Regions from separate parts of the Mus musculus genome. Here region 1 is linked to region 2. The links are chromatin contacts, found by Hi-C or POLR2A ChIA-PET in ENCODE. All regions are on one chromosome and are shown on one strand. Each heading gives the region's core, a stretch centred on a gene start or an enhancer-like site at or near the end of the contact. The rest is flanking DNA. Distances are from core to core; before and after follow the strand shown.

Region 1 (2,700 bases), core at 5-2,504, 45 kb after region 2:
CAAACCATAAAACTCTCGTTTTCTCTCTGTAGCTATTTATATCCTGAGCGGGTGTAAAAACTGTCCCCATATGAAGCCCAGGTCTGAAGTAATATAAACGAAAAATAGCCATCTCCTGTTTTATTTATTTATTTTTAATTTAAAGCAAACGGTTTCACCTATAGTCCCCAGGTTTGGTCGCTGGCGCGGGGGGTGGGGCAGCCCACCCAGCCCCACAGGCAGCTGTCAGGCAGTGACGGGGCCCCTCGCTTGATCACTCCAGGGACAAGGACGCCCAGGGCTGGGTGTCACCGACTCCTCCGCGTTCAGGCTCTTAGCCCTGCGGGCTGGGGGAAGGGCCCGGGTCTCGGGAAGTGACCCTCCTCTTCTACCGAGCTGGGGACTCAAGCTCCTTCTTTTTCCCCCTCGCGGTGGGGCCCCTAGTCGATCTATGTCCCTCCTGCTGTCCCGGGGCCACTCGGCACCTCCCCTCACCCCGACGGCTTCGAGGCCCTCCCCGGCCGAACATCCCGACTCCTCCCTCGGCCCCTCAGGCAACGTGGGGAGCCGGTGGCCCCCAACCCAATTAGCGGGGAGCTCCATCGTCTCCAGGCACAACCGCTTTCCTTCCCTCGGGGGACACTGCCACCTGAGAGCCTCGTCCCCAGGTTCCCTTGCTCTAGTACATCTCGATCGCCCCTGGGCGACGCGGGGGCGCAATTAGTTTCTTCCAATTAGTTTCCCCTCTTTGTATAGAACCCATTCAAACTGTGCGCGTACTCCTCCGCGCGAGGGGGAAAGTAGTCCCGACCTTGCCCGCGATTTCTGTTCTCGCGTCGGGCACATTCACTTTGGGAAGCCGATGGGACGCTCGGCGGGATCCCCGGGGGAGGTGGCGCGGGGCCCACAGGGTGCGAGCGGAGGGAGCGGGGCGCTGGGGAGGGGGAGGGGGCTAACTCCTCGCTGTTGCCTCGAGAGATGGATCATGGGGCGTAAAGCGATCGCAAACCTCAAACCACGTACAGTGGGCGATACGCGTCAACCCAACCTGGCCAACGGAAGCACAGAACCTTCCCCCTCCTTCCCGTGATCCCGCCCCCGTGGCCTGACGGACGCGCACAGAGACCTACCATGCCCCTGCTTGCCGCCCGGATCCCGTGAGAGCCAATGGAAGCTCGCAGGGGCGGAGCTTGCGAGCGACGGGTTAGGCTGTGCGCGGCCCTCCTCCCCCCCAGGCTCCGCCCCTCCCCCCCGCCCGCGGCTCCCGGAGTAGTTAGAGCCAGCGAAGTGCGGGCGGCGATGAGAGCCAAAGTTGCGCTCCGTTCGGCATCGGGGGCTTGAGGCGGCTCGTTGCTCCGCCCGTCTGGGCCTCCTCTAGCCCCAACTCCCGCCAGCGGATCCCGCGCGCTCGCCCGCCCGGCCCGGCGCCCACCTGCGCCCCCTGCCCGCGGCCCGCCGCCCGCGCCTCGCGAGCCGGGGTCCCCGTCACTTTGGCCCGGCCCCGGGCCCCGCCGATGCCGGCCATGGTGGAGAAGGGCCCCGAGGTCTCAGGGAAGCGGCGAGGGAGGAACACGGCGGCCTCCGCAGCCTCGGCCGCCGCCTCGGCCGCCTCGGCCGCCGCCTCAGCCGCCGCCTCGGCCGGCACCGCCTCCGCCTCGGCCGCCGCCGCCGCCTCGGCCGCCGCCGCCCCCAATAATGGCCAGAATAAAAGTTTGGCGGCGGCGGCTCCCAACGGGAACAGCGGCAGCAACTCCTGGGAGGAAGGCAGCTCGGGCTCGTCCAGCGACGAGGAGCACGGTAGGTGGCAGCCGCCCCCGCGCCCGGCCCGTGTCCGCGCCCGCGCTGACCGCCGTGCTCTGCTTCCCCGCAGGTGGCGGTGGCATGCGGGTGGGACCCCAGTACCAAGCGGCGGTGCCCGACTTCGATCCTGGTGAGTAGCGAGTGACGGGAGCTCGGGAGACAACTTTGTTTTTTGTGCGTGTTGGCCTTCGGTCCGCGGGGGCACACGGGGCGCGAGGGCAGGCGGCGCGGCACGCTCGCACACGAGTGTGCTGCAGATTCGGGTGCGGGGAGGCCATGGGCTCCGGTGGGGACAGCACTGGGCCCGCAGTGTCCCCCGGCTCTGAGAAAGCCACACCTGGCCGGGGTGGAGTGGGATGTCTCTGCCTCCAGGTGTGGTGTACCGGAGCTAGGACGGGATCCCGGGTGGCAGTGCTGGAGAGTTGGCGTCCTGGGGCGCTCGGACCCAGGGCTCCGCAGAGACTTCTTACTTCAAACTGGCTCCTAGCGTTACCCTGCCAACCCTACGCTCTTATTGCCTCTTGACTCTCATCCCGTCTTGTCCCGTCCGGTCCCATCCTGTCCCATCCCATCCCATCCCATCCCATCCCATCCCATCCCATCCCGAGGGCTGGTGGAGTAAAGATCTTCCTGTCCCTCCACCCCAATCAGGTAATAAAAGAAGTGTGCTTTCCAGAGAGCATCTGTCTAGATAAGAGAGCCCGACTTGTGGCTGTTATTTTAAGATCTGTTTGTAAATGTGTGTTTCCTTTATTTCTTTTTTCTTTTGGGGGGGATGGGGTGGGGAGGAAGAGGTTGTGAAAGAATAGAACCATCAAAAGGTTTAGCTAACCGGCCATTTCCATCTACTAGAAATCCTTGTCCCCTAAGAAGGGGCATTCTTACTTGCCTTCCTGGTGATCTGTGTGGAAGCAAATTTAA
Region 2 (2,700 bases), core at 51-2,550:
GGGCCCCTCGGGCTCCGGCCTGTCCTTCCCCAGGTGCACGTTTATGAGGCTCCTGGGCGCCTGCAGGGCTGAGGGCTGAACACAGGAAGATGAACTGAACACAGAACAACCTAAGAAGAGGGCTTCCTAGCACCCGGGGGGCAGCAAGGAACCCCAATGACACAGCAATGCAGTACAGAAGGTGTTCACCTCTGGCTAGAGGAAATGACAAGGTTCTTGGGAAAGCTACCTCCCAGAGGCTGCAGAGCAGGAAGAAACAGTCTGGGAGGGGCTCCCCGGCTGGAAAAGGGATTTGGGCAAACTGTCATCCTTTCTGGACTTTAATCCCAGCACCGGGGAGGCAGACAGGCCTGGTTTACATAGAGAGTTCTAGGCCAGCCAGAGATACACAGTAACACCATGTCTCAAAAACAAACAAATGGGCTGAACTCCACCAGGTCTGGTGGCTCCCACCTGTAATCCCCATACTCAGGAAGCTGAAGCAGGGGAGTTTCTGTGAGTTCAAGTGCAACCTGGCTACACAGTGAAACCCTATCTCACAAAACAAAAACAGAGCTGGAGAGATGGCTCACCGGTTAAGAGCACTGACTGCTCTTCCAGAGTGTGTCACTGTGGGTGTGGGGTTTAAGACTGCCTGGAAGCCAGTATTCTGCTAGCAGCCTTCAGATGAAGATGTAGAACTCTCAGCTTCTCCTGCACCATGCCTGCCTGGATGCTGCTATGGTCCCGCTATGATGAAAATGGACTGATCCTCTGAACCTGTAAAGCCCCAATAAAATGTTGTCCTTATAAGAGTTGCCTTGGCCAGGCAGTGGTGGCGCATGCCTTTTATCCCAGCACTTGGGAGGCAGAGGCAGGCAAATTTCTGAGTTCAAGGCCAGCCTGGTCTACAAACAAAGTGAGTTCCAGGACAGCCAGGGCTATACAGAGAAACCCTGTGTTGAAAAACAAAACAAAATAAAAAAAAAAACCAAAACAAAACAAAAAAAGAGTTGCCTTGGTCATGGTGTCTGTTCACAGCAGTAAAACCCTAACTAAAGACACAGAGGTCCTGAGTTCAATTCCCAGCAACCACATGGTGGCTCACAATCATCTATAATGGGATCCGATGCCCTCTTCTGGTGTGTTTGAAGACAGCTACAGTGTAGTCACATACATAAAATATAGTACTGGTTTGGGAGGGAAAGGAGTACGGTGGGAGAAAGGTTTGCATATTAAGTGACCCCGAGAGGCAGGAGACTCCCTGGGTGTTCTGTCACTGCTGGATAAGAACCAGTCCTGCAGGGTGGCTTAGAAGCCCAGTCTCTGTAACCTCTCACGGCTCCCGGATGGTCCTGCAGTCCTGCTTCCTGCGCTTACACAGCTGCAATCATCTGGAGGCTCAATAGGTGAAAAGTCCCGAGAGGCTTCATCGGCTGATTCTGGATAATGACAGGGCTCAGCTGGCTGCTTCCTAGTCTGCTGGGGCTCTTGCCCTAAGTAGGGCCTTTGGCTCCCCTCTGCAAGGCTTCTTACCACACTAGCCTGGGCTCCCTTACAGCATGGCAGTCTGGTTGCATCAATCACATCTGTGGGTGAAGGATGAAGCATGAAGAAGACAGCTGTGTTAGGTAAGGGTCTCTCAGAAATGGCTGTGGTGATTTTCAGGCTGAGCTGGAGGAGCTGTGCAAAGGTGAATCAAGGCAGAGAGTGGAAGCCGCTACTGCCAACAGTCTCAACTGAGACGACCTGACAGGAGTGTGAGAAGGGGGCGGAGCCGTGAGAGAGGGGCAAGAGCCTTGCAAGAAGGGGCGGGGCCATGCGAGAAGGGGGCGGGGCAGGCAAGTGGGTCGGTGGGCAGTGCCCGGTATGCATGCGGGTGTGTGGGTCTTGTGGCCTGAACATTAAAGATGAACTTTTGCCAGGTGCAACACGTAATACAACATTGTATGTGGTGGGTGTGCCAGCTAGGTGCCAAGACGACATGTCCTTAGACGATAGGCAGAGACAAACATTCTGCCCTCCTGGACTGCCACATGACTATGGAAATGAAGGAAAACATCACTAAGTTGGGCTGGTTTCAGAGACCTTTACTTCTAGCACACTTGGGAGACAGAAACAAGTTCATCTCTGTGAGTTCAAGGCCAGCTTGGTCTGCAGAGAGAGTTCCAGGCCTCCGGGGCTACACAGTGAGATCCTGTCCCAAAAAAAAAAAAAAAAAAAAAAAAAAAAAGTGTGTGTGGTGGGGATGGACTGTCGTTCTTGCAGAGGACCCGCTTCAATTCCTAGAACCTAATGATGGCTTGCAACTATCTGTAAACTATCTATAGCTCAGTTCCAGGGAACCTAACACCCTTTGTTTGGCTTCTGTGGGCATCAGGCATGCACAATACATGCATGAAAGCTTATAACACACATAAAATAAAATAAATATGTACAAAAAGAAATTTTTAAAAAAAAGAAAAATTTCTGAAAATAAAAATAAATCTTCAAAAAAAAAAAAAAATACATCCTTACGAGCCAAGCTCAGGGGACGAGCCTGTAATCCAGTGCCCACATCAAGCAGCTTCCAACTGCTTTAACTCCAGCCTCGGGATTCCTACGCCTCTGGTCTCAGAGGCACTGCTCAGGGACACAGACACAGGCATGCACATACTTTACAATAAATTCATTAAAAGGATGCAAAATGAGAGAAAGACTTCCTAAGTATGAGGAAGAAAA

Evidence for each region. Hi-C counts contacts between places; a loop is a spot of excess contacts on that map. ChIA-PET counts read pairs that join two places held with the same protein, here RNA polymerase II (POLR2A).
Region 1: a map of heart shows a loop between it and region 2 (5-fold over the local background). The contact joins the promoter of Rcor1 here to the promoter of 6030440G07Rik in region 2. A Hi-C loop is called at or near these places in 7 of 37 maps with a recorded cell type or tissue (gastrocnemius, heart and left cerebral cortex). POLR2A ChIA-PET finds 5 or more read pairs at or near these places in 4 of 5 experiments (Patski and embryonic stem cell).

Annotation. Positions count from the first base shown.
Region 1 is chr12:111,038,113-111,040,812 of GRCm38, forward strand. It overlaps Rcor1 (REST corepressor 1), which reads left to right and starts at 1,255. Exons shown (of 12, transcript NM_198023.3): 1 at 1,255-1,776; 2 at 1,850-1,909. The coding sequence starts at 1,494.
Region 2 is chr12:110,993,098-110,995,797 of GRCm38, forward strand. It overlaps 6030440G07Rik (RIKEN cDNA 6030440G07 gene), which reads left to right and starts at 1,301. Exons shown (of 3, transcript NR_036598.1): 1 at 1,301-1,610.